Regions from separate parts of the Homo sapiens genome. Here all the other regions are linked to region 1. A link is a contact called in ENCODE Hi-C or POLR2A ChIA-PET data. All regions are on one chromosome and are shown on one strand. The core of a region is the stretch at or near the end of the contact, and the rest is flanking DNA. Distances in the headings are between cores, read along the strand shown.

The links. A loop is a pair of places that touch in the nucleus more often than their neighbours do. ChIA-PET counts read pairs that join two places held with the same protein, here RNA polymerase II (POLR2A). Pooled maps may share reads with other maps.
Region 2: a loop to region 1 is called in a pooled map, with 4 times the contacts of the local background. The contact joins two enhancer-like sites. A Hi-C loop is called at or near these places in 1 of 168 maps with a recorded cell type or tissue (endothelial cell of umbilical vein) and 3 of 50 pooled maps. POLR2A ChIA-PET finds 5 or more read pairs at or near these places in 1 of 52 experiments (OCI-LY7).
Region 3: POLR2A ChIA-PET joins it to region 1 with 14 read pairs in activated T-cell. The contact joins two enhancer-like sites. POLR2A ChIA-PET finds 5 or more read pairs at or near these places in 2 of 52 experiments (Caco-2 and activated T-cell).

The regions. Positions count from the first base shown.
Region 1 is chr14:67,942,456-67,945,585 of GRCh38, forward strand. The region is part of intron 7 of RAD51B (RAD51 paralog B); the gene reads left to right. Among named protein-coding and RNA genes, the nearest start is that of RAD51B, 120 kb to the left of the region's middle. Within about 2 kb of position 1,621, at least 5 of the 41 ENCODE cell types and tissues checked have a DNase peak (open chromatin) inside an H3K27ac peak, as active enhancers do.
Region 2 is chr14:68,282,274-68,285,403 of GRCh38, forward strand. The region is part of intron 7 of RAD51B (RAD51 paralog B); the gene reads left to right. Among named protein-coding and RNA genes, the nearest start is that of RAD51B-AS1, 400 kb to the right of the region's middle. RefSeq lists enhancers at 1,092-1,161, 2,898-2,947, 2,998-3,057. Within about 2 kb of position 1,643, at least 18 of the 41 ENCODE cell types and tissues checked have a DNase peak (open chromatin) inside an H3K27ac peak, as active enhancers do.
Region 3 is chr14:67,678,863-67,681,992 of GRCh38, forward strand. All of the region lies in intron 6 of RDH11 (retinol dehydrogenase 11), which reads right to left. It also overlaps a transcript of GPHN not described here. Among named protein-coding and RNA genes, the nearest start is that of VTI1B, 5.8 kb to the left of the region's middle. RefSeq lists a silencer at 1,449-1,548 and an enhancer at 2,130-2,424. Within about 2 kb of position 1,414, at least 3 of the 41 ENCODE cell types and tissues checked have a DNase peak (open chromatin) inside an H3K27ac peak, as active enhancers do.

The DNA.
Region 1 (3,130 bases), core at 371-2,870:
TGATACCAAGATCATGCTTGTTTAGTGTTTTAATGACTCCAGAAGGAAATGGTGAAATCTGCTGATGACACCAAATTGTTTTTGCTGATCCAAACAAGGATTTCTGGGAAGCTTCTTCAGAGTATTTGGAATAGTAGAAGAATTGAGAAATATGGTGGCAGACACACTGAACTTAAAGTGAAGGTTTACGTGAAGTAGCAGGAGTAACGTCAATACGTTGAAGTTACAAAGCCTGCCAAATCTTCCAAAAGGAAGATTACGGAGTCTATAGTTTCATGAAAGGAAGACTTAAGACAAAGAACATTTATACATATAGCAAATGAAAACTATTATGGGAATAGTTGCAATTATAAAGTTCAGTGACTTAAAAATATGATGTCTGAATTTCTTTTTAAATGTCAGCAGTAGTATATCTAAATAGGTGTTGTTTCTCTCGAAATGGTCATAGAAGATTATATACCCATTTTATGCATGCTCCTTTCTTGGTACGTTCTTTTGTCAGTTTTCTGTGGTGGCAGGTCTTTATTTTGCAGGCTGTTTTGAATTTTGAAACAGTCAACTGTCACTTAAAGCCAAGTGTGATAAATAAGATGGGTGGTCAAACTAAGTAATAGATTTAAATATATTAAATATATTAAATGAAATATAAAGTAGTAAAACTTATTTTCTTTTATTGCTTTCAAAAGTGATTCTAAAGGACATTACCAATGAGAAATTGCAAAAATGTTTGTGTACTAATAGTGTTAGATTAAGTTCTTGGTTGATAGATTTCACAAACATCACTTATTTAGATATGTAAGTTACAGGGCTTGTACTAATACACATTTTATTATATTGGAGACAAACCATGTTTATAAGTGACCTTTTTAAAATGTTTTCTTTATGCTCCCTAAATATACACTTAGGGAGGAAGAAGGAGGTTTTGAATTAACTGGAGATTTCCCTAATGTGTTGAATTTTTCTGACTAAAGCCTACATTTTTGTAAAGAAAAAGACCCTGTGGGATAAAAAATACGATAGGCACTATCACAGGAGCTGTGGGCTGGCCATCTATATCCATCCATCTATCTATTATTCCACCCATCCCTCCATCCATCCATCCATTTATTTAATTAAGTTATTTTTAACGGTTGGCTCTGGAGTTGACATTCATTTATTTTAAAAGAACAGTGAATCATAGCTCTTTTCCTCAAGATGCTTGCTTTTATTTGCATGGTGGCATATTGATTAAGTACTCAGAACACTATTTGACATATGGTAAGCCCTCAATAAAAGTTTGTTATTATTATGACTGTACTTCTCCCCTCTAATGTATAGAGGTAAACATTTTGGTTCCTATTGTGACACGTGGGTTATAATGAGTTAGGGCCTACTTAAGAAGAAAGTGGAAAGAAAGCGGGTAAAATTGTTGCTCAGATACTAGCATGTGGGTGGAGATATAGATATAGATATAGGTATAGATATAGATAGTGTAGGTATTTACATCTAAGTATATTGTATAAAGTGACGGATTCTGAATTTGCTACATTTCTCATTTCTTCAGCACTCTGGGATAAAACCAGCAAAAATGATGTGATCTGAACAGACACAGTAGATGGCGCTGTAGGACTTAGTTTTTAAAGAAAACAGTACAGCCAGGGGGAGTGGGGGCATGGAGTGGGAAGAAAACTAAAGCACATTTTAATGGGCTCTTTTGTACCACCAAGACAATTTCATCTTAGAGTACGTGCCTCTAAGAAGTAAAGATTTTTTTTTTTTTTTTTTTTTGACAGAGCTGGAGAATAATTTTAGGAAAACTAAATCTCCCTGTTGCTATGTTTGTGCCAGCTTTGTCACTTGGAAAGTATTAGTTGTTTTAAGCCACAAATATATAAGGAAGTTATTTTCTTTCAAAACATTGCCTTATTTATGAGGGTTTTGTTTGTTTGTTTTAGCTGTCTTTGTCTCTGTATTTTAATATTTTTGCTCCTAGCTTTTTTGGCCCTTTGTTGTTTCATAAAAACGTGGTTGTAAAGTTAATTTGAACCATATCAATATGACTATAATGTCATATTTTAAAATTCAGCTATATTTTAATAGGCCTTAAAAATACAGGTTTACATTAAAGAGTAACATAGTGTTTTTGATACTACCGTAGTGTGTTTATGTACTTGATCTTATTTAATCTTAGTACTAATTGTATGAATTTTATTATTCACTTTTCTAGGTAAATAAACTATATCAGAGATACTTAGTAACTTGCCAAGCTCACATACCTAGTGGTTGAACTAGTAGTTGCTGCAAGAGTTTCGCCAGCATATTAAAGTTGTATTTTTTGAGCACTTACTGTGTGCCAGGCAAGCTAACCACTGGAAATACTATAGTGTCCAAAGCTGACCTGGACCCTGCCCTTATGGACCTTACAGTTATTAGATACCCCACAGACATTTTTTGAAATCTGCTGGATTGAGAGTGGGTCATGAAGATGAATTTGAATCATTGTGATTGTTGGATAAGCCAGAGAGCCCTTTCACCAAAAAGAAAGTAAGAATCATACCTACCTTGAATATATTACTGTATTAAAATATTTGTTTTAGTTGTACTCCCTGTAGCCAAGGGAAAGGCAAGACCTCCTTTGGCTACAATGAGTAACTAAACTGTCTTCTAGATAAGAATCAGGAAGAGTAAGGAAAATCTGGCTATACTATAATGTCAAAATTTTCCACTGATTAAATGGTATTAAAATATCTAAAGCAAGAAGGTGTTAGTTAGCAGTGGAAGTCTGAGAGATTAATGTGGTTTGTGTACAGCCTAAGACCATGTTAACTTCTAATTGGCTTCTCTAGTGCCATTTGGTGAGATCTTTTAGAGTACAGCCAGCTTAGTGATACCCCAAATTGCCAAGTACCCCTTTCATCTTGGGACATTAATTGTCAAAAATCTTTGAATTGATTTTTCTTCAGAAAGCTTCACTTTATTATTTTCACACAATACCAAGTTCTCATGATATTTATGGGTATGTGATTGGTGAGAAAACAGACCAAGAGTTGTTTTTTGTTTGTTTGTTTTTTGTGACGAAGTGTTGCTTTGTCGCCCAGACTGGAGTGCAGTGGCGCAATCTCTCCTCCCGGGTTCAAGCGATTCTCGTGCC
Region 2 (3,130 bases), core at 393-2,892, 340 kb after region 1:
TGCCCAGCCTCAGGACATCCTTTTTAACGGGCTTGTACCACATGATTGGGAGTTTGAATGTTAGTAACCATGATAGAAGATCTCCACTCCAAGGGCATCACCGTGGGAGGAAGCCTGCCCCTACTTACCATGTAAATATTTAGCCATTTCAATATATTTGTTCTGGACTTGTTCTTCTTATGTGTGTCTCCTGTGTTGAGTCTGTTTAATTGTAGGTTATTATTGTGTGTCTATATTGATGTCATTTCTTTAAGTACAGACACAGACAGCATTGCTTCAGCTGCCCCCACCCCTCCTTTTAAAAATAACACCTTACACAATATCCCTTCCTTGAGGACATCAAATAAATAACTTTTGTTCAAGAGCATATCTGATGAGGTGGCTAACTTGGAAATTTGTTCCTAGGCAGACCTTGTGACCTCTGTTTCAATACATAGTGAGTGGCCTTTGCTCCCATTTTATGCTACAGATTCACTCTGGAGATAGAATTGGTTGCACCTCTCCAGGCAGTGAGTTTGGAGAGCCCTTGGTGGTTAGGATGCCATTTGTGCTGGTGGCACAGAAATACAAGCAGTAAGCCCAGAGTTGCTTACTCTCCACTGGAGGTTTCTCAGAGGCTGGGGGGGACCCGAGACTCCTCTGCTTCAACTCCGCTCTACTATATGCCACTGGAAGTGTAGCTGAGGCTGAAGGGTATCAATGTTGGTATTTATCAGGTTGGACTCCCCCAAGTGCCCTATTTTCATACCTCCAAGGAGCAAGTGATTCAACAGAACTGTTTTCTTGGCCTCAAATGAGTCTAAGAAGGGGAAATCACTTAATACCAGCCGTCTGTGAGGGACCGATCACAAAGCTGTGTCTTTCTAATCCTCCTTGTAAATCAAAGGGAGGGGAATCCCCAGAGCCCAGGAGTACACATGAATAGAAAGCACCACAGGTAATAAAAACACCTAAAAAGGTCAGCAGAAACTCGGGGAGCTGCTGGAAATTCACCTCCTCTGCCTTTCTATGGGACTCAGTGGGCAGTGATCAGGTAGCAGGCAAGGATACCCAACTACACACCAAAGCAACTTGGCCACAGGACACGTACAGTGCAGCAGAAGGCTGGTAGGATAGTTTCTTCCACATCCATGTGAACCTCAGAGTCATCTGACCATTGGCCTTGTTCTCTTCCAGGTTCTAGCTGGCCAGAGACTTTTTTGGCCTCATACTAACTGCAAAATTGCACACAGTTGGCGAATACACCACTGGAAGCCACTGTGGCTGCATTGTCACAGTTCACCAATTGTGCATGTTATTTCCTGCAGTGGGCCCAAGATCACTGACAGGATGCCGTCGGGGTTGGGCTGAAGGTGGAAACAGCACACTAGCTTGCTGTTTGTGGCCTCTTTACAACTGCCGGCCCCATCTGAGATCCGGAACCAACACGTGCTAACCTCAGCCCATTGGGGCCAGTGGGGCAGCCAGCAGTGGAACCATAGCTCTCCACACCTATGTCTATGGCACGGTAGCTGCCGGCCCACAGTTTCCACTGCATCCCCTTGCATGTGCACCCCAAGAGAAGTAGGCCAAAGAGAAAGCTGCCTTAGGGAGCCACATGGTTATCTTGTGTGTTTACTTTTGCCAAATGGCAGACACAATTCTACTTCAATGCATTTTTCTGAACTCAGTGGTCAAAAGTAGCACGGAAGCACTACTTGCGTCAGCCCCCTCTGTGATTGAGCGAGTGTGTGCTTGTGCAAAGCTGAGGAGATTTTTTTTCACCTCCTCCTTCTGCATTCCCTCAGACTGAGCCACTCTCTTCTTTAGGGGCTCCCCTACTAGGCAGAGTGTTTCTCTAGCTTTGCCTGTGGATTTCACAGTGAAATCTACAGAAGACAGTTTTCCTCAGGGCTGATAATAAGAGGTATGAACTTATTAAGATTGGAAGCATTCTCACCATAAACACAAATTATTTCAAGTTGCTCCTTCATCCCCTTTTCCTTGGCCACTGCCATTGGTTCTGTGTAGGATGGATTTCTTAAGGTTGAAGATAAGCAATGCAAAGGTGGAATTTTGAGTACAGCACTCATCCTAATGTGGGTGAAATATATGAAACATTTATTCTAAGCAGACTGCTACATTAACAGTTGTTATACATTCATTCTCTGCATATCTTTTGTGGACTCAACACTTTTAGGTACAGAGAGGTTAGGAGAATTTCCCAGAATTGCACAGCAGGTTAGTGACAGTGCCAGAAATAAAAGTCTGCCTGACTCCCACACCCATGTTTTCTTCAAGCCAAATTGAAGTTTGGCCTCTTCTCCACAAATATTTCACAAGAAAAATTCCCCACAGCCTTTCAGAATTTCCCAGAAAACAATTGTTGTGCAGTCCTTCAAGATGGAAATGGCAGGCTGGAATATTGAAACCTTATCAGCTTTTATTCTAGAACTGACAGTTGATATTTTCTGAGCTGAAGCTAAGATAAAAGTTTATTTTTGTGTTTTTTTTTTTTAATCGTGGAATGATTTTTGATTTTCCAGAGCATGGCAAAACTAAGCCAGCAAATACTAAAACCACATTTGTTTTTGTGACGCTCAAACTCCGTAACAAATATTGGGTATCTCTATACAAAGCTGGATGTGGACAGGAAGGGTTTGGGATGGGGAGAGGCATGCGTCTGGGAGCGTGGCCTTTCTGGACCTACCCTGTTCTCACTCTCTTCCTTCTGCCTCTTGCCCTCATTGCTTTCCTTATTCTCTTTCTTCCTCTTGTCTCCTTCTCACCTCCAGCTCCTACCACAGCAGACAGGTTGGGGCAGACACCGTCATGGTTGGGGAGCAGGAGGACAGCATGGGGAAAACCACTCCAGGCCTTTCTCTCAAACCTTAGTGATGAAAGGACTCAATGGACCTGAACAATTTCTCACAGGAAAGTTCCGGTCTCTGTCTCCTTAAAAGCAAGGCATTCAGTAACCCTTAACAGAGCCAGGATTAAAACTTGAATTTCTGACTTATCCCAGGCCTCTGTTTGGATAGAAAGGCTAGGTCACTGTCATATATGGCAATTAGGATCACTTCAGATACAAAAGTAACATTTTTAAAGCTGTGCCTTAAGCAGAGAGACCATTTTTAGTACAAAAAGGAAA
Region 3 (3,130 bases), core at 164-2,663, 260 kb before region 1:
TCTGGACTCCTTGAAGTTATACTGTTAGTAAACTCATATGAGAAGTAAAGCCAGCTTCGAAAACAACAAAAGGAAAAGGCGACACAGAAAAGAAATGGTAAAACCAAGGTACGAGGTGTCTTGGTCCATTTTGTGGTACTGTAACAGAATACGACAAACTGGGTAACTATAATGAGCATACAGAAACTGGCTTATGATTATGGAAGCTGAGAAGTCCAAGATCAAGGGGCTGGCATCTGATGAAGGCCTTCTTGCTGTGTAATAACAAGATGGAAGGCATGACATGGGCAAGAGAGGGAAGGGGACACAAGTCATCCTTTAATAAGGAACCACTCCCAAGATAATGAACCCGTTCCAGAGATAATGGCATTAAACCATTCATGAGGGCTGCCCTTGTGACCTAATTTACCTCTTAAAGGCCCTGCCTCTCTATACTGTTGTATTGAGGCTTAAGTTTCCAACATATGAACCTTGAGGGACACATTCAAATCATAGCAAAGTGTTTCATATACCCTCTCTTCATTGCTGTAATTAATTCCAAGTTTTTTTTTTTTTTTTGGAGGCGGAGTCTCACTCTGTCGCCCAGGCTGGAGTGCAGTGATGCGATCTCAGCTCACTGCAACCTCCGCCTCCCAGGTTTGAGCAATTCTCCTGCCTCAGCCTCCAGAGTAGCTGGGATTATAGGCGCCTGCCACCATGACTGGCTAATTTTTGTATTTTTAGTAGAGACAGGGTTTTGCCATGTTGGCCAGGCTGGTCTCGAACTCCTGACCTCAAGTGATCCACCTGCCTCGGCCTCCCAAAGTGCTGGGATTACAGGCATGAGCCACTGCACCCAGCCTGTAATTCCAAGTTTTATAATTTTATAATTCCGATGCAGAAAATTTTCTTAAGGACAATTCTGACTCATTTTTGTATTCTCTGGATCTGGTATACATCTGGTAAGCATTCAGTCAAAGTTTTAAAAAAAATGATTGAATGTATTACAATCTTTAGTCATGTGAGGAAACAATTTTTAAAAGTATACTATTTCAAGAAAATTGCTTCCTCAGTATCTAAGCAAATTCTGAAGGTGAAAGAGTTGACAAGTCTGAATTAACTATATATGCAAACTCTTAACACTATGTCAAGTAAGACAGTGGGATTCAAAGTGTGCACCACAAACCAGCAGCAGGAGCATCAACTGGGAGCTTGTTAGAAATTCTCCAGCCCTACTCCAGACATACTGAATGAGAATCTCTAGGGTTGTGGTCCAGGAATCTATTTTCAACTAGTTTTCCAGATGACTCTTGAACACACTAAAGTTTGAGAAATACCATTTCAAAATATCGTCACGTTTACAAAACAAGTCTTATCAGTACTTCTGTTTAAGAAGACTCACCAGTATGACCAGTACAACTTGCCATTTCCTAGTGAAAAGATCATCAGTGAGAACCACAAGGCTCTGTATCTCTCTGGAAATGACTCAGCCTTTGTAAGCCTCTGCATCCTCCACTGCACTGTGCCTTATACTCTTCATAAGGTTACAGTTAAGAGCAAAGAACACAGTTGACATGAAGGTTCCTTGTAGGCTATAAAAACTAATCAAATACTACAGCAAGAGCTTTCTGGTTGTTTTTTTTAGACAGGGTCTCACTGTTGCCCAGGCTGGAGTGCAGTGGTGTGATCGCAGCTCACTACAACCTCCCCAGGCTCAGGTGATCCTCCTATCTCAGCCTCCCAAGTAGCCAGGACCACAGGGACACGCCACCACGCCTGGCTAATTTTTGCATTTTTTATAGAGATGGGGTCTCATTATGTTGCCTAGGCTGGTCTTGAACTCCTGGGCTCAAGTAGTTTGCCCACCTCAGCCTCCCAAAGTGCAGGGATTACAGGCGTGAGCCGCCGCGCCCAGCCAAGTAAGAGCTAGTTAAGTGTGCCTATGGCATCAGCATGGTCACAGTATTGACATTTCCAGGGGGATTTTGCTAAGAATTAGTATAGGTAAAAGATAAACTAATTTCAAAACTTACTACAATGCTATAGTAATCAAGATAGTGTGATACTGGCATAAGGACAGACATACAAATGAACGGAACAGAAAAGTGAAACATAAACCCTTATATTTATGGTCAATTGATTTTTGACAAGCTTACTGTTATACTCCAATTGTGTTCCCCCAAAATTAATATGTTGAATCCCTAACCCCCAGTGTGACTGTATTTAGAGAGAGGGCCTTTAAGGAGGTAACTAAGGTTAAATGAGGTCATCAGGGCGGGGCCCTAATCCAACAGGGCCTTATAAAAAGAGGAAGAGACACCAGGAGTGTGTGTACATAGAGGAAAGGCCATGCGAGGGCTCAGAGAGAAGGCATCCATTTGGAAGTCAGGAAGGCAGGCCTCACCAGAGACCAACCAGGCCAGCACCTTGATCTTGGACTTTCAGTCTCCAGAAGTGTGAGAAAATAAATTTATATTGTTTAAGCCACCCAGTCTGTGGGATTCTGCTATGGCAGCCTTAACAGACTAATACAGATACCAAGACAATTCAATGGGTAGAAAACTGTCTTTTCAACAAATGGTGCTAAGGCACTGGATATCCACATGCAAAAGAATGAAGGTTGACCCCTACCTCATATCATATACAAAAATTAGTTCAAGGCCGGGTGTGGTGGCTCATGCCTATAATCCCAGCACTTTGGGAGGCCGAGGAGGGGGATCACTTGAAGTCAGGAGTTGGAGACCAGCCTGACCTACGTGGCAAAACCCCATCTCTACTAAAAATACAAAAATTAGCCAGGCATGGTGGTGTGCACCTGTAGTCCCAGCTACTCGGGAGGCTGAGACAGGAGAATTGCTTGAACCCAGGAGGCGGAGGTTGCAGTGAGCAGCCTGGGTCACAGAGCAAGATTCCGTCTCAAAAAAATAATAATTATAAAATAAAATAAAAATAGTTCAAAACAGATCACAGACCTATGTAATGCTACAACTATAAGACTATTAGAAGAAAACATAGGGGTTGCTATAGTTTGAATGTATCCCTTAAAAAATCACATGTTGGAAACTTAGTCCCTCTGCCTTCATGAACAGATTAATTAATAAAAGCTTTGCCCTCATACCTGGATTAATGTCACTATCATGGGAGTGGGTTT